2 separate regions of the Homo sapiens genome follow, and region 2 is linked to region 1. Evidence: chromatin loops called from intact Hi-C (ENCODE). Cell type or tissue: Calu3. All regions are shown on one strand. Links, peaks and the distances in the headings refer to the core of each region. The heading gives the core; the rest is flanking DNA.

Region 1 (11,878 bases), core at 2,577-10,576:
CTCACAGCAACTCCATAAAGTAGGTGTTATTATTACTGTTTCACAGATGAGGAAATGGGTTCAGAAAGGCTAAATAATTTGTCCAAGGTCACATAGCTGGCTGGCAGGGCTGGAATTAGACTTCAGCTGTTTAAATCCAAAATCTATGTTCTTAATCATAACACTACTCTTCTTCCCTTAAATATTACATATAAATAATAATATATATTATTTTATTAAAATAATGAATATATTATTGTATACAGATAGCACAAATATTTGGGAGCACTGAAGGACTAGCTGGCTAATTCTGCCTGAGGGACTATAGGAGATCGTCAGTGAGGATGTGACATTTGAGTTAATCAACAGAACTATTTTCATGGATATATCACGGATCAGATTCAAGTATATATTTTATTTGGTTTCCCTCCCTACCCAGCTGCCAGAAACCTGAATTTCAACCTTTTTTAATTGCAATACATTTTCAAGTTTATTTCACCTGTGTACTATATTTGGTCATGGTATACACTTGGTCAGTGAAACTCTAATAATAACATCTTCCCATTTTCAGGAGAAAATGAAAATCACACACACAGACACACACACACTCATTCACTGTAGTATATCAGGGATTTCTTTAAATAACAAATTCCAATAGATCATGATACACTTTTATGAGGCATATATAATGATATACACCAAAATGTTAACATTGATTATTTCTAATTTTACAGGTTCTGAGTTTATGGGTACAATTGTTTACTTCTATATTTTGCAAGTGTTCTCAATTAAACATTTATCACTTTTGCAATCAGATTATCCATGTATTTCAAAACAGGCAACAAAACCTCCTAGGTGTTGTCCTAAACTCAATGCATGTTCAATGCAATCAGCTACAACTTGTCTACATCTCCAATAACAAGTTCCCTGAGGACAAGGACTACATCCCCAGGAAGAGGTAGAAGTAAGACCTTGCCTGTGGTGGTGCTTGACAATATTTATTTCTTAATGTGAAAAATGAATACTTGGGGAAAACTGTACAACTTATAAATGAAATCAGAGCTGAGAAACCCTTGAACTGATGTTCTAGTTAATAATGTATAAACAAAACAATTATTCACATCCTATTCCATAGGATTTCTCTCAAAATGTGTCTTGTTATGTACAAAGTGCTTAGTAGAAAGAAAAGAGGGCTACTCTGGAGCCTTGAATATCTTGCAGTCTAGCTCTGGAGACCAGACATGAATGCAGGAAAAAATAACTAGCAATATGTGTGTAGAATGTTAATCTCTGTCCACAGACTCAAGTGGGCAAGAAATATGAGTCCATTTCTAATTTTAAAAAGGTGCATTTCTTTAATACAGAAAATAGTGAATGTCTACAATTCATATCAGGTTTAGATTCATCTGAGTGGCAGAAATGTAATCCTAGGCAATTTAAAGACCTCCCTCTCTCTTTTTCCATGGTGTCAGGCCTAAGTTTGAGGGGATCAAATGCTAGGAAAAATAGACAGGTATCCAAGTTGGCATCTACTGAGATCTGTTGTCCCATTGGCCTGCAGGGATTGAACTACTCAGACTGCTGCTTGGATGGGCCTTGCACCCATCCAAAGGGCTCCTTCTGGTCCAGTGACTGTCCTTGCTGACAAAGTTCTTCCTGAGGCCCCAGCATGTCACTGGGCCTGGGGTGGGGTTTGAGGGGCTATCCAAGGGCCTTCAGCAATTCTGTGTTCTTCATGAGCATACAGGAATCATTCCCTAGATGCACATCAAGTTGGGCTGGGGGCACTCTGTGAGGCAGCCTCAGGCCCATGCATCTAGACAAACTCCATAGCCACACCCCATAGCCATTTCTATTCTGACATCTTGAAGCCTCTTCAAGCTCTCTGTGCAACTAGGGGCAGCAATCTCTACTTCCCTCCTGAGATTACTGTTGTCTCCCAGCCAAAACAAACCAGCAGCTCATGGTTTTTATTTCCCCTCTGATAGTCAGGGACACTTACTACTCTTGACCCATCAAATGATCCTTTGCAGTGGGAAATCTTGTTCCTGCGTCATTGCGTATCCTCTCAAATCTACTAACTTCTCCTGAGAATGCCTTGTTCCCTGTAGGCTTTATATATTTGAACTCAAGTCAGAGAAACACTTCTTTTTTTTCTCTGAGCCAGTGGATGGCCCATCGTCTAGCTGCAAAATGGAAGAAAGGCCATAGGGTTACAAGAAAATACACACAAAATCCTCAGCTAGTAGGTTAAGCCATCTTGATACCAATGAATGTTCAATATACTCACAGAAGAGATGGGCAGGTCTAGACTTGAGACAGGCTCGGGCCTGCTGAGAAACTGACCTTCTCTTCACTTAGTCTGGCAGCCAATACTCAGAAAGTGCAGGGGTTGCTCTGCACTCACTGCTTGTGTACAGGCTTGCATGTGGTTAGAGTTTCCACAATGGTCAGGCAGAAGGAGAGACCGGAATAGAATAAGGCCTCTTGTAATTGTGGAAGAGGCCATCTGGCTCTGGCACAACACTCATTCCGTGGCAGAAACCCCAGGGGAGACTTCAGGGCGTAGCAAACCTCCAAACCTCCAAGATGTGTTCCTTCCTGTTTTCTATCACCATCTCTTTAAATTTTTGTCTTCTTCACTACCTGTTGTATCTGTTCGTGTCCTTCACCCATTATGACATACATGAAAAATGTCACAGAAGCATAAAGTTTAATGAATATATTTTATAAATATTAATATAAATATTAATGTTACTTTTAGTAGGTTCAATTAATGACTTTGGGCAAATTGCTTAACCCCTTTATTTGTCCATTCATTTAACAATTATTTATTAGGCACCTACTATGTGCTAGGTACAGTGCTAGTTGTTGGAAAATAACAAATAGCAAAACCTACATAACTGCTACTCTTCTGGGGCTTATACATTTGTGGGAGAAACACAAAAATATTTTTTTAAAAATCACGCAAACACAAATAACTTATAATGATTGCTGTGAAGGAAAAGTTCATGGAGCCACTCTGAGGGAAAAGGAGGCTCTTTTTGAGGCAGTGACATTAAGCTGATACCTAAAGACTGAAGGTTGAGTAGGGGTTAACTTGATAAAGCTTTTGTGCTAGGTGAGGGCGTTAGTATTTTAGGCCAAGAAAACAGCCCTTGAAAAGACCAGTGACTGGAAAGAAGCATCATGAGGCGAGGCCAGAAGGAATGAGCAGGCGTTATAGACCATGTTAAGGATTTAAAAAATCTTTTTCCACAGAGCAACTGGAAAGTTTTATATGTAAGCATGACATATCCAGACTTGCATTTTAAGAGATAACTGGTTGCCGCGTCATCATTTCTCCTTCATTTCAGCCACCCATTCTTAGAGCCACATCAACATTTCACATCAAGAACTCAGAAATCTTAGTCTCTGGACACAACCTCCTATTCCATGGTTGTAGCAATTACTCCAGGAGTTCTGGTTCTTTAAGTTTATTGACACCTCCAGTAGCTTCCTCACTCTATTGTCTAATACTCGTCAGTCCCTGATCCCTTCACTTTTCTCTCTATCTAGCTAAGATCCTGTGGCCATCACTTAAACCACTCTCATTAATATCCGAAATTACCTTGTCCCAGTATTGTTTCTATGACATCCACCCAGAAGAACTCTGTATTATCCATTTTCACATTGCTAAAAAGATACTACCCGAGACTGGGTAATTCATAAAGGAAAGAAGTTTAATTGACTCACAGTTCCACCTGGCTGGGGAAGCCTCAGGAAACCTACAGTCATGGCGGAAGGGGAAGCAGGCACCTTCTTCACAAGGCAGCAGGAGAGAGAGGAGTGAAAAGCCCAGGGGAAATTGCCATTTATAAAACCATCAGGTCTCATGAGAACTCCCTCACTATCACGAGAACAGCATGGGGGAAACCACTCCCACAATCCAATCACCTCCCTCCAGGTCTCTCCCTCAACACCTGGGGATTGCAATTTAAGATGAGATTTGGGTGGGGACACAAAGCCTAACCATATCAAATCCAGTATGTAGCAGAGCATCTGGCACAGAGCAGACACACAATAAAAATGTGTCAGTGAATGAATCCAACTATATTCAGCATTTATCATCATCATTTTCTCACGTTACATTTAGCCTTTCAACTCATTGCAATCTGGCTTCTGCCTTTAGTGTTCCGTAGAAACTGATCTTGCTAAGGTCACCAATGGCCTCCTTGTCCCCAAGACCAAGAATATGTTTTAGTTCTCATCATCTTTGACTTTTCAGGAGCTTTCAATACCATTGACCACTTCCTCTTTCTTTATTATTTTTGGGGGAGGGCACTGAGCCTTCTGATTTTGCTCTTGCACCTCTGACTATTCTTTCTGTTTTCATTACTGAGTATTGATCCCTCATCTCTACTAATGTAGAAAATGGTGAGGTTCCCTAGAGTTGTGACCCAGGACATCTTCTTTTCTCACTCTTCACTTTCTCCCTAGAAGGTCTCATCATGCTTCAATTTATAGCTATGGTGACAACTCCTAAATCTACTGAAACAACCCCAGTCTCCTTTCGAGCTCCATACATAGAAGTACTTTCTTAACAGTTTCTCTTGAATATGTCTTTGGCTTCAAACTCATCCTATCCTGAAATGAGCACATTAACTTAAATTTCCAAAACTGCTATTTCTCCAATGTTCTCTGGGTCTTGGGAAATGGTAATACCATCAACACTCTTGTTTAAGTCAGATACCTAGATTCCTCCCTTCCACACATCTAATCAACAAATCTTGTCAAGTCCACATGCCTTAAGAGTCTCTCAAAGCCATTTACTTCCTGCCACACTGGTTCAGGCTACCATCATAATCAGGCTGAAATAATACAAAAGGTTTTGCCTTGGACGCTCTCAATACAGTCTTACCTCACCAAACTAGCCTCTTTATCTCCTCATTTCAGTCATAATGATCTTTTCTTTTAATGTTTTTAGAGACAGGGTCTCATTCTGTCACCCAGGCTGAAATGCAGTGGCATGACGATAACTCATTGCAGCCTCAAACATCTGGGCTCAAACGATCCTCTCACTTCAGCCCCCCACCCCAAATAGCTGGGACTACAGGCATGTGGCACCACACCCAGCTAATTTAAAAAAAAATTGTGGAGATAGGTTCTCATCATGTTGCCCAGGCTGGTCTTGAACTCCTGGCCTCAAGCTATACTCCCACCGCAGCCTCCCAAGTTGCATAATGACCTCTTGAAAAGTGCAGTTCTTAGAGTAACAGCATCTGATGTCACTTTTCCATTTAAAACCCTTTAATACTTCCTCCTGCCCAGTAAGTAACCTCTCCATCTGCCAGCCTCTCTGTCCCACTTTTTCTCCCCTTCAGGTACACTGGACTTTTCTCAGGTATTTGATTTTAGCAGGCTTTTTTCCACTTTAAGACCTGTGCAAATGCCAGTTCTTTTGCCTGGAATGCTTACCCACTTTCTTTTTGCTTCATTACCTGATTCTCTACAACCACTTCCTCTTGGAAGCCTTCCCTAACCCCCCATACTAGGTTAGGTCCATCTACTTTACATTCCTTTGTACATTTGTAATTGTTTACTTTTATGTCATTATTTATTTATCTTCCCTGCTACATTATATGCTTAATGGGAGTGGGGATAGGACCTGTCTTGCTCATCTTTGCAGCAAAAGCACCTAGAGAAGTGACTAAACTGGCTCACTGGAGAGGCTAAATCAATATTTCTTGCTCTTATGAGTAATCTACATCTAGTAAATAGTCATAGCTTTACTTTACCATTTAAAACTGAAACTTGGTAGGGTGCAGTGGTTCATGCCTATAATCCCAGCAATTTGGGAGGCTGAGGTGGGAAGATCACTTGAGGCCAGGAGTTCAAGACCAGCCTGGGCAACATAGCAAGACCCCATCTCTACAAAAAATAAAAATTAGCCATGTGTGGTGGTTCATGCTTATAGTTCTGGCTACTTGGGAGGCTGAGGTGGGAGGATCACTTGAGCCCAGGAGTTCAAGGCTACAGTGAGCTATGATTGTGCCACTGCAGTCTAGCCCAGGTAACAGAGTGAGACCCCCATCTCTAGAAAATAAAAAAACAATAACAACAAAAAAGCCTGAAACTCAAGTTCATCTCTTTGATCATATATTCTGAGCCAAGTAAAATTTTAATTGCATTTTAATGCCCAGCTACTAAAGGGTCACATAATTAATTCCATTTCATAGAACATTTATCTGGGCCCTCTGTGAGCAGAGAGGACTGTTAAACCAGGCAATTGAAAATGAAGTAGGTATAGTGATTGTCCCCATTTCACACATGAGGATCTTGGAGCACAGAAAGGTTAAGTAACTTGCCCAAGTCATACAACTAGTGACTGGTAGGCCTAGGATTTGAAGAAACCTGTATTTGAATTTGGATTTGAAACAGAACCCTACATCCATCAACTACACCGTACTGCTATGCAGCTGAGAACTTCCTCTCCTTTATAGCAAAATAGGCAGGATGCACTTGTGGGTGTCTGACAGCTCCTCAACTCACCCTGGATAAAAAGCTGTAGGCCCAGGAAACTAAAGGTCAGTACTTGAATCTTTTTGCCAAGGGTGCTGACAACACAATCAGAAGTGTTTCCCCCTCAACTTCTGCCCCTCATCTAGAGGGATGAGTGCCACCTGGTGGACATAGTTTTGCGCTATCTTAACTCCTCCACAATACGACGTATTTAACTGTGAATGTAGCTCCAACATAAACATCCACGTAGGAATGAACTAAATAGACTGTTATGCATTGATAAACTTAGGCACTGTGATGGGCTTCTGAGGGATGAATTCCTCTTTTTTTCTCTTTCTGTTTGCATTTAATTTTTGTTGAGTCTACAATGAAGTTTAATTAAAAACAAATAGAAGGGACTTTTTTTGTCATCGCCATTCAGCACCTTTGTCTTTTTTAACACTAAGAGAGGAAACTTATAAGCAAGTAGACTTAAATTATCTGCCATGTTTTCTTTATTTGTAAAATGGGCTGGTAGTGAGGGACTGTATAAAATGATGGGACAGTGCCCAGGACACAATAAGCATTCAGTAAGTGTTGTCTATTATTTTTATTATCCCACAGAAAAATGGGATTCCTTTCTAGAGGTTAAGACAAAGATAAACATTTCGATTTCTGGGATGCTCCAGCATTATTCCTTTTGAAAACAAAGATAGCACAAGAGAGAAGCTTAAATATTACAACTAGGCATCAAATTATGGATTAAAGTTTTCATTTATTCTACATATATTTCCTGATTCTCTACTGTATGCTAAGACAGGCTGGAAAGCAATGGTGAGGGACAAGGGTTCATCCCCCCAAATAACTTAGAGTCTAGAGACAGATTTTATTTGCCACCAGAGGTGACTAAGCAGTTTTATGGGGAAGGTTAGTGAGAGATGAGGTCACAGTTGTAGTTGGAGAGGTGGAGTTTGTTCCTAGTAGTCGTGGTTAATGCTCCCCCTCCTCCAGAGGCATCCTCCCTTTCCAGGTAATTTACTTTACCACCTAAAATTCCTCTCCTTTTCAACAACTGCCAACTAATACATGCCAAGATATTAACTATTACCTTTTAAGCTATTACTTAGTTACATAATCCTTCAAAAGAGTATCTGGATTTTAAGAGAGGACTCTAGAAGAGTTTCTCACAGTCTGGGCTCCCAATAAAAAGACCACCAAATGTACTTTTTGACCTTAAAATTTTTAGTTAAAAAGTTAGCTCAACAAATACACAAACAAAACCCTCAGGTAATAGGTGAAGCATCTATAACCTGGTCTACAGGATGGTGGCCAAATATTCATTAGAAAAATGAAATTAACAATGAATTTTAGTAAGTGGCACAATTTCATGTACTAGTAGATGTGAAAGGGCTTTAAAAAGGAAAAAAAAACCTATGCAAATACATTATATTATTTTCCCCACTGCATGCATAGTCATGCTTGCAATGCCATGGATATTGAGAGGTTCAATTTGGGACCTTAGGTCCAGATATCATGGTTATAATAAAATTCAAAACCAAACTAAGCTAAACAATCATATAAATGACCAGTCATATAAATCATAGAAGTCATATAAATGACTTCCATAAAAAAAAAAAAACAGGGTTGCTTTTATAAGATAAATACTGCCCAAATTTCTGAAAAGATCTCTCTGGATAAAGCATTGGGTAAAAGATTTAATTATGCCTCTGTTACTTTTCAGTACCAAACAATAGATCACAACTCATAAACAGCTTTCTGTTCTGATTTAAACATTAAAATGGTTTTTTTGTCATTTTTGTCAGCTTATCTGTCTGCTTCGTGTCTTGTCCTTCCCCTCCTCCCCATCAATCATCGGGAGGTTAAAAAATTTTAAAATACAAATAAAATATTCAGAGGAGAAAATGCCAGAGTACAAGTATATATTAAAATAAAATTAATGGCTGGGTGAATAGGGATGCAGAAGAAATATGTGCCAACCCATAAAAGTGGCCACTAAATCCCGAATGCATTATGTCTTGTTAGGATTAGGTCATAGATCTAGGATCAAATAATAGATGCTAAGATCTCATTTTTTAAAATCCTTCAAACCACCAAATCCCTTTCTTCACTAGGCTCCCCACCCCAAGTTTTTGAAAATTTCCACGGGGGAGAATGGGACAACGGAGTCACAACCATCAAGTTCTCTGATCACAGTGACCCACACCCTCCCTCCTTTTTCCAATCAGTTCAGCTTTGGGGGAGATGAATAGATAGAGGACCCTGTTATAAACTGTTTGACATTTCCCCAAATTGCCCAGTCCCTTAGGAAAGCATTGTGGCATTATCAGGGTGCTGAGTACAGAACTTTTACATAATAGGCACTAAATAAATGTTAGTTTAATGGAATTAAATAGTCTAAGAGGCCTACAGCCAAGTGATGATATGCAGAACCACTGGGGCCTGTTTGAATCCCACTACTGCTGAATGATGCTAATTTATCCTAGACATTTTATCTCCTAGCGACTGGGTTTCCTAGTCTGTAAGACAGTTTGTTCAACAACCAGTCTGGTTTGAACTAAAGAAATTGCTCAATTAAATAATGATTTTGGGAAGTGAGAAGAGTATTGACTCTCCAAAGATGGCTTAAATTAACCTGACATTTATTGTATTCCACCTGCATTTTCACAAGTGATCATTTTGTATTTTTTAAACTCCTGCTGTCTAGCTGTTTTTGACCCAGCAAGTTGAACCAGTTTCCAAGTCTAATTGGCAATAACATGAGTGTCCTCTTGGCTGGAGAATGCTTCTTCCAAACCATTCTGCTTTGCTCAAATTGCCCAATCCAGGTCAGCTTGAGGACTTGGGGAGTACCCAGACACCCACTTCTAGTGAGTGACCTTTTTGAGCCAACCATAAATTACAAGTTAATTGCTCTAGTCTCAATAAAACTGGCTAATTCAGTCTCTTGTTTTAAAGTTTAAAATCTCCCTTAATGTAGATAGCATTAAATTAACTGCATTTTGCAGATATTGCCCAAAGTGTTGGGGCTTTCCAAAGTTACTCTGAAAACAGTAGCAATATTGTACAGATTAATTACAGAAATATGGTGAGATTTTTGTTTAAAACTAAATATGGGGAAAAGCTGGGTGTGGTGAGCTTAAAAAACAAATTCAAGACATGGCCTAGGGAGAAAGACTTGTTTTATAGTTAAAAAACCAAGATCTGCATATTGGTTCAGCTGCCTAGTTGGATCATAAAATACCACACCTTGAATACTCTTCAAAAGTACACAAGATGGCTTTTACCTACTAGTCTTTAAAAGTCACCGTGCAGATCTTCTAGGATGAAGACCTATGAGTTGCTTTTCTTTGTTCCCTGGAAAACACAGGGAACCACTAGCACAACAAAGGTCAAAATACAAACTATTTGTGTCAATAAACTAAACAAACACTTTCATATTTCTGCCATAAGAAACATTATAAAGGGCAGTTTCTAAAGGAGCTCTTACTAAATAAAATATATTACTTTAAAATAATTCCTTGATTTCAGCAATTCTGCCTTTGAAATAGATCATAGCCATTCTTCACTTTCCCTGCTTAATCGCTCTCCCCTCCTTAATCTAAATGCTTCAAAACATAGTCTTTTCTAGATTCTAATTCTGACAATCATCTGCAAGGTGTCCCTTCCTCCAGGCTTGCTCCTGTACCCATCTTTTTTTCCACAAGGCTGCCACAAATCAAAATCTAAAATTCAAAACCAAACTAAGCTAAACAATATGCTGTTAGTGGATATATTCATATGAAATAAGACAATTCTTCAAAAAGCAAGGGAACAATGAATACAAAGTATAGGATTGTACTAACCTTTTAGGGGAGACAAGGAGATGACACAGGGAAGAATCATACAAATAAAGCAATGAAATGTTTTCATTCTTAAGTTGGATAATAACGTTCTACTTCTTATACTGAATAATGAGTTTGCAAGTATTCGTTCTACTATTCTGATTCATATATGTGATATCCATCCTTTTAAAAATAATCCAATATTGCCTGATAAACTATTTTAAGTGAAGTGAGTTAAAGTTGATTTTTTAAAGTGTTAAGTAAACATTGGTACAGATATTGTACAAATATGTGAAAGTGGAAATTATATGACCAAAAATTAGGAAAGGTTGGCTTATGGGAACAAATGCATATTTCTTAGACCATAAAAAGTGCAAAGTCTGGTTCAGGTTCACTTTCCCAACAATTTCCTCTCACTGCCATCCTCCCAAACATACCACACAAATCATAATCTTTCATGCCTCTGTGCCTTTGCACATTCTATATCTTCTTACTGAACTATCTATACTTCTCTGTTGAATGGACTCCTACTAATACTAGAAGACCCAGCTTAGACATAACCTTCTCCAAGATACTGACACGCCATACTTACTTCCCTCAGGCAGAGTTATTTCCGCTTTACATTTCCAGGGCATCCTCTTTGTTACCCACCCTTTGTTATTGTACTCTGGCACCATATGTTCACTTTCTGTTTGCTTATCAATCTCTCCATTTAAACAATAAATTCCTTAAAACCGATGCTTACTCAACTTGGCATGTCCAGTATGTAGGACAGAACATGATATTGGGAAGGTGTTTCTCCATAAACAGCTGAGGAACTGATTTCAATTAATAGCCTAAAGTGCATTAATAAGCCCTCCTCTGCTTGAGTTGCACTCATGACCCTCAGCTCACTTAGCCTTCCAAAGAATAATCAGAGTGTGGTCAAAGACAAGTAAACAAGCACATTAAAGAGAAGAAAGATTAAAGAAACAAAATGCCACTGAGCCCAGCATGCTCAATGCTAGAAGCTGCACCAAAGAGGGACTGAAAAAATATCATTGAAACGCACACACTCCCACTCTCCATGGGTAGGTATGCATACAGAAACTACTGGAAACTGCCATCTATAACCTTAGCTTATAGAAACTTTCAGACCCTTAGTGATTGAGGGATACTGGAAATGGGGTAGGGGACTAGCAGAGAAATATAACAGAAGAAAGGGAGAAAAAAATATGAAGGCTTACCACCAATGCAGTGAATAGTCACTCTCCACAGCAATGCAGAGTAAGAGAAGTTGGCATGAGCTTCAGCCACATCAGGAGCATTGACCTTTGAAGCACACATTCAGAGAACAGTGATGCCTGCATTACTAGACTCAATGGATTAGGAAAAAGCAGTGGATTAAGGGAAGATTGTCTTGTAGGCCCTTTTATTTTCCTCCATCATTTATTCAATAATGACTTACTGAGCACTGTTGACAGGCACAGTACAAGTGCTGGAACAGCCTAAAAATTAAGATTTAGTCCTTGCCTTTCATAAACTCACAACCTACTGGGGAGAAAACTTGACATGTACATAAATAATTACAAAACAAA
Region 2 (11,878 bases), core at 1,619-9,618, 270 kb before region 1:
CCCAGGCCGTTAGAGGACTTCTATCACTGGGGAAGTGGCAGGAAATTTTCCCCCTCATAATTCCTTTAAAAAATGCAAGGCAGTTTGGCTGCCAGTGGTAAAGAGGCAGGAGCATGAAAAAAATTTTGACTCCCAAGATCCAGTAAAACAGGTTTTACCTAAGACTGAGGTTGGATGAAGGCAATATAGGACCAGTCCCTGATCCCCTCCACCATCAGGCTAACAAGCATTGAGTAGTAAGCATAGCCATTTGCTGATGTGGCAAAGACAGGATATGAAGAGAGATCCACTCTGAGGTGTAGATATATGAAGAAGATATAAGCTGAAGGTAGAAAAAGAGCATTGAGAAAATCTCTCTAACATAGACAGGAGACAGGGAAATAATGGGTAGAAGAGGGTGGTTCCCTGGCAAAGGCCCCACACTCAAGCCTGGAAACCTGTGGCCCTAAATGGGAACAGGCATTCCTGCTTTCACACCCAACCACGTCCCCCTATCTTGTACCCATATAAACCCTAAACCCCAGGTTCCATGAGCAGAAGAGTGGAAGAGCAGCGCAGAAGAGTGGAAGAGCAGCACAGCAGAGAAGAGAAGAAAAGAGAAGAGAAGGAGCACCTGAATGTTGAGAGGAGTTCAGATGGGGATGATCAGAGAGGAGATCAGCTGCAAGACAACTGAACTCCAGCGGAAGATCATCTTCCCATTCCATCTCCTTTCCAGCTCCCCATCCATCCTGTGGTGAGCCACCTCCATCCAGCAATAAAATCCCTCACATTTACCATCCTTCAATTTGCCTGTGTGACCTGATTCATCCTGTACGCCGGACAAGAACCTGGGTACCAAGAAGGCACTGAGCCAGTTAACACTTAGGCTGTCTGCAGATAGCAGAGCTAAAAGAGCATTGTAACACACCCACTGGGGCTTTGGGAACCACAAGCACCCACTCCTAGATGCTACTGTGGGGCCGGAGCTCCAAAAGCACTCACCCCAGCTTCTGCACCTGCCTGTCTGTATGCTCCCCTCCCATAAGGGGTTTGAGTGCATGGTGGCCAAACAGATGAGCCACATCCCTATCACACATCCTACGAGGGGATTGGCGAACTCTCCCATTTTATCTCCAGCCACTCAGTCTCTACCCTAAGCACAAGATAATACTAAAGGAATTTAAAGTTGGTGGTACCCTAAGGTAACCACAGCAACAATAAAACCCAACCCAGCTCAAACTCTTAGATTGATTCAATTCCCCATGTGAATGACCTACCAGTTGAAGAGGCATGCTCATTTTTAGGCATAAATTCCATTTAACTCAGTCTTTCCCATTCTATATGTCATATCCCAAATTTAAAAAAAAAAGTTACAAGAGAAAACAAACCATGAGATAAAATAATTAACAAAACCAGGCACATACTATCAGACAGGAAATTTAAAATAACTATGAAAAGAAATTCAGACACTGTCACCAAAACAAAAAACTGGCCATCAATGAATAGATCTAACAGAATGCTAATTCAAGGATTCAAGCATGGATGGAAGTTGGAAAAAAATAATGAATGAGTGTAACAAAGTTTTAGGATACAAAGTCAATACAGAAAAATCAGATTTATTTCTATATAATAATAGTAAACAATTAGAAGTTGAATTTTTTAAATGTACCATGCATAGTAGTATTAAAAACATTAAATACTTAGCCATAAATCTAATAAAATATATGGAATATTTGCATACTGGAAACTAAAAAGCATTGATGAAAGTAACCAAAGAAGACTTAAGTAAATGAAGAGAGATGCTGTGCTCAGAGATTCAAAGACTCAACGTTGTTACTAATTATCCACAAATTAATCTAATGATTCAACTAAAATCAAAATCACAACAGGATATTTTATAGAAACAGACAAGCTGATACTAAAATGTATACAGAAAAGCCAAGAAGGTAGAATAGCCAACACAATTTTGAAAAAGGACAAAGTTGTAAGGTCTTACATTACTTGATTTTTAAGACTTCCTATGAAACAACACTAATCTAAACTATGTTATATTAGTAAAAGGAGAGACCACTAGAACAGAAGAGAGAGTCCAGAAACACAGCCACATATACATGGTCAATTGATTGTAATTGACCATAGTAATTTCATAGGGAAAGAATCATATTTTCAATAAATTGTGGTGGGACAATCTGACATTCATACAGGAATGTATGAATTGGCACATACCTCACATCACACACAAAAATAGATTTAAATTAAATGTTAAAACAAAAACTATAAAATTTATAGAAGAAAATTTTTGTGACCTTGAGTTAGGCAAAACGTCTTCAGATATCACACTAAAAGCACAATCCATAAAAGAAAATATTGATTAATTAGAACTAATCAAAATGTAAAACTTCTACTCTTTGAAAGACACAATTAAGGAAATGAATAGACAAGGCACAGAATGGGAAAAATAGCTATAAAATTAAAATACATGTCCGATGAAATGTTTATACCTAGAATTTACAAAGAATCTTCAAAACTCAATAATAAGAAAACAAAGCACCCAATTTATTTTAAAAATGGGTGAAAGATTTGAACAAACACTTCACCAAAGATACATGGGTGGCATATAAGCACATGAAAAGATTTGCAACACTATTAGTCAGTAGGGTAGGGCAACTTAAAGGCAAATGAAAACCTCAATGAGATATCACTATGTATTCTTGTTTTATATGTGTGTATGTGTGTATATACATATATATGTGTGTATGATATATATATAACATATATATATATATATAGAGAGAGAGAGAGAGAGGTTCTTGTTATGTTTCCCAGGCTGGTCTCAAACTCCTGGCCTCAAGAAATCCTCCTGCCTCAGCCTCCCAAAATGCTGGGATTATAGTGTGAGACACCATGGCCAGCCCCCACTACATATTCTTCAGAATTGCTTTTCAAAAACTGGGCAATGTCAAATACCGATGAGGATGTGGATTAACTGAAAATTTCATACATGATTGGTGGGAATGCAATGTGGTACCACCACTTTAAAAATCATTTGTCAGTTTCTTATAAAGTTAAACATACACTTACCTCATATTTCAGCAATTTCATTCCTAGTTATTTATCCAAGAGAAATGAAGACTTACATTCACATGAAAATTAGTATACATATGTTTATAGTGGTTTTATTCATAAATACCAAAAATAAAAAACAGCTCAAATGTCTTTCAACTGGCACATGGATTTTTAAAAAACAACTGTGATATAGTCCTACAATAAAATACTGTTCAGCAATAAGAATGAACAAATCACCAATGTGTGCAACATGACAGGAGTCTCAAATTCATTATGCTTAGGAAATAAAACTACGTAATACATGATTCCTTGTTAACTCCTTTTTTATGGGTTAAAAATAATGTTTTTATTAAATTCTCAAAAAGGCAAATATTAGGGATGGAAAACAGATCGGGGTAGGTAAGGGCTGGGGATAAGATAAGTGCTGCTAGAAAGGAGCACAAGGGAATTTGAGGGGGGCAGCAGGAGCGGTAACAAATATTCTATGTCTTGATTGCAGTGATGGTTATACAAATGGAGCTTTTGTCAAAATTCATAAAGCTGCTGTACACTAAAAAGTGAATTTTAACCATATATAAATTATCCTCCAATATGCCTGACTTTAAAAAGAAAGAGTGGCAGAGGGACAGAGAGAGAGAGGAAGAGAGAGAGAGAGAGGAAGAAAAAGAAGAGGAGGAAGAGGACAATGACGACACAGGTAATCCAGGACTTTGAGGAGATTAGATGTTCTCCATGAAGAAATGACTAAGAAATTTTAAGAGAGTAATAACTAAATTTCATTTCCATCCTTGGTTACCCTAATCCTTAAGAAAAATTAAAAAATAAAAAAAGTGTCTTTTACCCCAGAGAGCATAGTGGGAAATCCAAGATTTGACAGGATCTGAATGAATTTTTTCTTTTTTTTTTTTTTTTTGAGACGGAGTCTCACTCTGTCACCCAGGCTGGAATGCAGTGGTGCGACCTAGGCTCACTGCAAGCTCCATCTCCCGGTTTCACGCCATTCTCCTGCCTCAGCCTCCCAAGTAGCTGGGACTACAGGCGCCCGCCACCACGCCTGGCTAATTTTTTTGTATTTTTAGTAGAGATGGGGTTTCACCATGTTAGGCAGGATTGTCTCGATCTCTTGACCTCACGATCCACCTGTCTTGGCCTCCCAAAGTGCTGAGATTACAGGCATGAGCCACCACACCTGGCTGATTTTTTTTTTTTTTGAGACAGAGTCTCGCTTTGTCGCCCAGGCGGGAGTGCAATAGTGTGATCTCAGCTCACTGCAACCTCTGCCTCCTGGGTTCAAGCAATTCTCCTGCCTCAGCCTCCTGAGTACCTGGGACCACAGGAGCCCACCACCAAGCCTGGCTAAGTTTTTGTATTTTTAGTAGAGATGGGGTTTTGCCATGTTGGTTAGGCTGGTCTTCAACTCCTGACCTCAGGTGATCTGCCCACCTCCGTCTCCCAAAGTGCTGGGATTACAGGCCTGAGCCATCATGCCTGGCCTAAGGATCTGAATGAAATTGAACATGGCAGCGTTTCCTGTATTGCCACTCTGCTGAGGATGGTAATAATAGCTGCATGCTATTAAGGAAAGATACCAGAATCTACGGGGGTCCCAGGACTCAGGTGAGTGGGGGTATGAGTTAGAGGCAAAGGCAGGGGACACCAGAGAAGTGGGCAGGTTTGGACTGACCCTGGGGTAGAAATGGGACAAGCTCCCCTTTTTTTCAAAGCTACCAGAGATGATAATCCTTGAATAGACATAGGCAAACACTTGGATTATCATTCCCAAAAAACAATCCAGAAACTCAGATGTTTTCCTGTACTGCATACTATCAAGTTGTAATTAATCAACCTTTCATGCTAGAATGTAGAAAAGCATAAACACAGCCCTAATTCAAGAATTATCTCATTATTTTACAGCTTTGTGAATTGTCAACACTACAGCAGATACATTAAGCATTTGTCCCACTTAGTTACAAGAAGATAAAAATCCGTCTTTGCATAGATTGCTAATTGCATAGATTTCTAACAAATATGTCACTGCTCTTAGCTCATTTTATGTAAAATGAATGGCGTCTTTTATTGCATTTTTTAAAATGATGTAAGATTCAACTCAGACAAGAGTTCTAACGCTGCTCTTTAGAAATGCTTTCTTATAAATTAGTTAGGTTCAGGATTTTATTTGATTTAGGTCAGCTTTTCATAAACAGATACCCTAAGAATAACTTGTCCTACTTGTAAGCTTGAAAAGAGAGAGAAGAAGCTTGGCAAATAAATCAGTTTGGAAAATGTGGCACAGCGTTTCCCCTTGGTATTCACAATTCACATCAGTATATTAGATACTCTCAGGAATCTTGCAGTAAGGAAGCTTGCTTAGCTGTGTTCTAGTAGACTGTGAGCCTCATGTGGACTGGGACTAGCTGTATTTTGTTCAGTGCCTAGCAAAGCTCCTGAGACAAGGCGCCACTCTGTAACTCTTTTTTTGAACAAAGCCAGTATTTCCCACACTTTATTTGACCAGAGATTTTTTCTTGCTGTAACATCTGTTTAACAGCCTGCATATCATATCAGGGTTCTTGGGAACTGCTGACTTCGCTATTCAAAAACATAAAAATCAATGCACAATTTAAAAGGAAAATTTGCATTGCCCAAAAAGAAGAAAAGAGGGAAATTTTTATTTAAAAAAAAAAAAAAGTGATGTTCCAGCTGTCAGATGTAGTTGTATCCTTCCTCAACCATTTAGAGTTCAGCTCGAATCTGGGGGCTTTTTTGCCTTGGGCATTGGAAAGTTCGTTCAAATGATATTCTAACTTTTTACCACTGTCAGTTCATGTTTTTAAATGATGTGGGGGTGGGGGGCGGGGTGGGAAATAATAATGTGAGAAGCTACAAATCATATATTTTATAGGGGTTAAAAAAGTTCAGTTAATCATAGTCCTTTCAAGATTGATTTTCACAACTTATCTGGTCCCAGAAGGGACTGGAAATAGGAACTGTAAAATATATTAAGGAAGCCAGTCTTCAGCTATGCAGATCAATTAGACAGAAAGGTACCAAAAATCTTATGGTACAGCTCAGTTCTTTTGTGGGAGATGAGGAGTGGAAGAGGACTTCAGGTGGAGGGGCATTGCAAAGGCTTAGGAAAGGCTTTGGGATGACGGAAGCATTGTCCTGGTGGGCAGGCCCGCTAGAATACACCGCTCTCAGGTTTTCCCCAGCCCCCTTGACTGCCCTTTGCTGTCAGAGTCGGAAACATTCTTTGTTCAACTGAGGAATCTTCCAGGGAAGTGCTGACAACACATATTGCCTGCACATAGACAGAACACTTCCTGGTTCCTCCTTTGCCACATCGGTTTCGTGTGAATTGCCAAATGCAGGGAGAGGCAAGTGAATTGGACTGCCCCGGGCTCGCCATTCCTGGAGATCCAGCATGAATCATCAGGGGTCACTTAGGTGAGCAGGGTCACTTAAGGTGCTGCAGGATAAAGGACTTCTTAAAGGAATTAGACTTTTCACACGTGTGAGAGGAGCTGAGCAAGTACAGGTGTGTAAGGATGAGTTGGAGAATGAGGGAGTCATGAACCAGTCACAAAGAGGAGTTAGTTACATTCGTGACTAAAGTAGGACAGTGAAGCAGGGATTCATGGTGAGGTTACAAATCATTGTATCAGCAGCTCCCAGCCTGCCACTAGATACTGGCCTACAATATCTAGTGGTACAGCCCAATATCTAGTGGGCTTGGAGCTGCTATTGTTCAGCAGGGCCAGCAGTCTGGAAGAACTGGACACAGAGGGGAGTTTGGACAAGTTTTGTCTGTCTGTCACCACATATGACCCTGAAAAGATTTTCAGAAAGGAACAGCCACTGCCTCTCTTTTGCCTTTCAAATCTCATGCAAATTCCATTCTGGCCATCTCTAACCTGACTCCTGCAAGAAAAAGGACTTTGGAAAACAGTCCCCAGCTTAGATACTTTGACAGCACAATCTGCCACACAGAGTACTTGGCAGACTGAAAACATGAAATATGTGTGAAGCCCCTCTGACCAACATGACCAGTCAAGCCTAAGCTCTATACAGCTCCACAGGCTCCTCAGCTCACTGGTCTTTGACCACCTATTTTTATCCAAAATGGCATGAAGACATTGTCTTTCCCAGTAGCTATGGTTATCAGAATGTGGCAAACCTCAAAAGGAGTGTCAATACAGTGTCAATCACAAAATAATATTCTGTCCTCTCCAATTACGCTACTTCAGACTACCAGAAGGCCCATGGAGACACTCTTGTAGCTTCCATGGCAAAAACGCTGGATTCAGAAACACAATCCAGGCCTTAATTAGGAAATTATGTAAAATCAAGTGTTACCTGGTCTCTCTGCCTCAGTTTCCCTATATACAAGTTGAGAAGATGGAGGAGATGATTTCTAGGGAACTTTCTAGTTTGAACATTATATAATTCTACATCTGTGGCAACTTTATGTCTGGGGAGGCGAGTCTGCCATTTCATGCAGAAAATGAAACTCCACCAGAGAAAACCTCTGGTATGTGGAAAAGAAAAGGCAGTAGTCATCTTTTCTCATTAGCAGCACCAGATTCTGCTACCTCAGCTGGATGCTGTTTAGTCATCTGCAGTAATAACCTCCATTCCCAGCTCCAAGCTGCTGCGTGGGCCTAGACTGAAGTCTCTGTGGTTATGAGTCACAAGCCCATTAAAGCCAGGAATTGACACGAGACCTTGAAAGGCAATTTGCCTTCCATACCTAGCTTCCTAGGAACTGGTTTCTTCCCAAAGAGAAAATAGTATATGTGATTTATGAAATATCACATAGTATTTCCTCATAAGCTCATGGCTCTAGAAATGAATTCCTAATTCTCCAACTGGAAACATCTAGATTTTTGATTTTAGCTATTATTATCAGTTGTTGGATCCAGAGCTCCTCATGGTCCATTAAGTCTAGTGAATGCAGTGCTGAACAGAATACAGTCATTGATACAATCTACTTTTATCTGGGAAGTCTGCTGAGGCTACTTGTCCTTTTGGCATTTTCCCTTTGCTAAATGTTAAGGTATGGGTTCAAAGCAACAAGGCTTTGCAATATCAGCAAACCTCTAAGGGCAGTCCTTCACCCCCACAGGTATGCTCACCTTAGCTCCTTGCTGTACTACTAGATGTCTAATAAGTATTCACTGATGGTCCCCTCCCTGTTGCTACCACATGATAAATCAAGGAGGTGGTGCCAGCCCTACTTTCAAAGTACTAGAACCAGGTCAGCCTACACTCCCTAATTTCAAAGCCCGAGAAGAAGCAACACAATTTGCAGACTATAAAAAGAGCTTTGGGGATTGGATAGAAATGGAAACCCAAGTGGTATCTTCTGCAGAGCAAGCACAATGGGCCCCGGGGAATGGAGGGAAGTGGCTGCATGGACAGCGTTATTACTAAAATTTGGCCAAGGGAGATAAAGGGCAAGGCTGAGGGTGGGAGCATGATCCTGGGAATCCAAAATTAGTGCCTGAGAGGATCGAAGCACCAAAAAGAATGAGAGTGAGGGCCAAAGAGAAGTGAGGAAAACCACAAGGGTGCTGTATGGGATTTAAAGACACAGCAAGATATTAAAGATGTCTTCATCCAAGACATCCCAAGGGAAATGGAGAGGAGTGGGAAGGTTTTCTCAGAGTATCCATTTTCCTTCCAATTTCCCAGGAGAGGTGACATTTGTGCTGGTGTTAAGGGCTGAGTTGGTATGAGTTAGTGATACTACACAGGCTATGAAGCCAGAGTCTGGCCCAAGCAGGGCCCTACTCTTTATTAATTGTGTCATTTTAGGCCAACTGTGCCTCAGTTTCCACATCTGTAAAGTTCATTCATTTGAAAAATCTTTGCTGACCATTACAATATACCACACAGCATTATGGTGAATAAAACAGATAAATATTCCTTTTCCCTATAGCTTGCCTTCTAATGGATGAGAATACTACTATTACTACTAGTAATACCCATCTTATAATGTTGTCATGAAGATTAATTAGTGCATACACATCAAGCACATAAAACTGTGACAGCCCATAATTAATGCTCAATAAATGCTGGCTATTATTATTACTATGAGGTGGGCAAGCAAGCTGAGGCTATTTCAGTAAGAGAAGGAAAAGGATGTAGTAAGTGTGGAAATAGCAAGAAGTTAATTATGATCATAGTGGTGGGCACCTGGGGTAAAGATAAATTTGGAAAGTTGATCTGGGGACAACTGTTCCCTGGCCCTTGAGCCATATCTTTTATATCTTGAGAAGCAGAAGGGTTCAGGCTCTGGGGAGTGAACCTCAGCTCAATTACTCACTAACTTACATCACAGGTGACTCTAGGTAAGTAACTGGAGCTTTTTGTGCCTGTTTCCTCATTGGTAAAATGTTGAGATCTACGTCACAAAATCAAAGGGAAGATTAAGTGAGTTAATATTTGTGAAGCTCTTAGAACTCTGATGTCATAATTCAGGAAACATTTGATAAATATAAGCTGCAATTAATTATCCTCATTACTAGTATTTCTATCATCTTCCTCCACTCTCTAGTTTGGCAACATGTACTATCATAATGTGTTATTCTTGTTCTTTGCCTTTCCTGCTATTCCCAAAATAAGCTGCCAGGAAGTTATGCTTCTTCCTTGTACTGAGTCTTTCCAATACTTCCTTTCTCTCCCAGGGCTCCTTTGCTAGTTTAGGCCCTTACTCTTTGTTCTAAGGATACAGCAGCAGTTTCCCAGTTGGCCTTTTTTTCGTAAGCCATCCTTAACCCAGTCTGTTTTTCACAAAGCTGCCAGAGTAATCTTTCTCAAAGAGTGTTGTCCACATGTGCATCACTCTGTCTTGCCTATTGTACATCTTAGTCTTATTCTGGCATTCAAAACCATTTTATTAGCTCTACCATCCCCAACCATCACCACCACTATTCTACAACCTCCCTCCACCACTCCCAGGATGGCTAGTTCAAGTGCAAGGCAGAAAAAGGCATCTTGTCCTCAAGATATTTGACTGCCATCTGCAGCAGAGTTGTTGCTATCAGCCAGGGTCTCATCAGGAAACAGATGATGTTAAGTTGGGTAATTTAAGGACAGTTTAATAAAAGAACTACTTACAAAGCTATGGGCAGGATTTAGAGAAAGAAATAATGGGGGTATAGTACCTCAGGACTTGTAACAGTTGGAAACCATTATCACCCACTAGGCATGAAGATTCAAGGGCAGGGCACAGTCACCACAATCCAGAGAAAGGTAACTGTAAGAAAAGGGCTGTTTGACGAGAACTATGACATTAAGTAGAGGCATGTGGCCAAACCATGGTGACCCAGCAAAGAGAGAATTAGGGGGAGAAATACTCCCACCTCAAATTTCTTTTGCCCTCTCATCTTCTCTGAATCCAACCAGAAGTCAGAGAGCAAGATAGCCCATGGAGACAGTTCATACAGGGCAAGTTCTTGAGAAACAAAGAAGGGTAGAGAAGTGTAGAAGTGGATCAGGAGGAGTAAACAGGAGACATTCAGCATAATTGTAATAATAAATATAAATCTATGATGACCCTATAGTTTCACAACTGCACAACCAAACATAGCAGCCCTACCACTGACTTATGGCCATGCCTACCGCCACCTCTAACCAGTGTTACATTCCCATCCCCCTAACCTTCACCACCAGGGCCAAGACTTGACCCAAGGGAGGTTTTGTGCAAATTAGAAAAAGACACAGCTTTCCTCAAGATACTTGACTTCCATTTGATGGAAAATTATTGGAACATACAGTGTTTGTTAGAATAAGCCATCTCAAGGCCATCTACCATAAAGCATTTACAATTATCAACATACAAATCTACTATGCCTACAATGTGAATGTGGCCCATGACTTCAGTATGGCAGCATGAGGAGTGCCATAGACTCACTCCCCAAAGAAACAAGCAAAATTGGAGGAAACTATTTAAAAACGACAACATTTAAAATCTCTGGAAGTTGTCCTATAAGCTATAGCAAATGAAGAAATATTTAGGAAAACCTACTAAAATTTAATTTCAAGAACATAGAGATTCTATGACATTTTGTAGTAGCTCTGCCAATGCCCCACAATGTTTCAGTTTTGTTGTTTGAAGTAGGACCCAGAGTTCTTTGTCTCATGACCAAGAAAATTAAGGAGTGAGGACGCAAGGGTGAGGTTGGAGCTAAAGTTTAACAAGGCAAAAGGAGAAAACTCTCCGCAGCGAAGAGGGGACCAAAACGAGGATTACTGTTCTACAGTCAAATACAAGGGCTTTTATAAACAGGATTGTAGGGCAAGATATTTCATTTACATAAGGTGCAAAAAACCAGTTAGGACTAGTGTTTCATTTACATCAGGCGCAAATTCCTGAAAGCTCCTCCCTGTCCTTTTAGTGCATATGTAGACTCTTAGCTTAGGTCACTCCACTACTGTGCATGTGTAAGGGGGTAGAATTCTCAATTGCAGATGTGCCTGGTTCTGTGTTACTCCTCTTAGTCATGTTTCAAGCAAACCTCCCTGCACCCCTGTGCAAACTCCCTTATCTAAGTATATCCAAAAAAGGAAAGGAATGTACTCACTGAAGCCTACCACGTATACATGACCCTTGCTGGTTACACAGAAGGCATCTTTATGGTAGACCTTGCCTCCTTATCTATGCTTGCAGCCTGATCTTTCAGGCTGTTCTTTCGTCAGAAAAAATGGAATTCTACCATGGACTTGTCCTAGGTATCTGCCTAACTTGTTCCTTTCTCTCTTTTCCCTCAATTTGAAGCATAGCCAACTCCCTCTCACAACCAGCATTATACTCCTTCTCCCCATC

Evidence for each region. Peaks named below come from ENCODE experiments on the same cell type or tissue, not always from the same donor. Only the 100,000 strongest peaks of a DNase experiment are listed, where the experiment ranks them.
Region 2: it touches region 1 in a loop (2.3-fold over the local background); 4 of 110 quality-filtered maps call a loop at or near these places.

What each region holds. Positions count from the first base shown.
Region 1 is chr2:191,213,254-191,225,131 of GRCh38, reverse strand. No RefSeq gene overlaps it. Among named protein-coding and RNA genes, the nearest start is that of MYO1B, 26 kb to the left of the region's middle. RefSeq lists an enhancer at 4,178-4,347. In Calu3, for the core only: a CTCF peak has its summit at 6,617 (motif pointing left); DNase peaks (open chromatin) are centred at 5,451 and 6,631.
Region 2 is chr2:191,482,929-191,494,806 of GRCh38, reverse strand. No RefSeq gene overlaps it. Among named protein-coding and RNA genes, the nearest start is that of NABP1, 190 kb to the left of the region's middle. In Calu3, for the core only: no CTCF peak of the experiment used is centred there; DNase peaks (open chromatin) are centred at 6,466 and 7,686.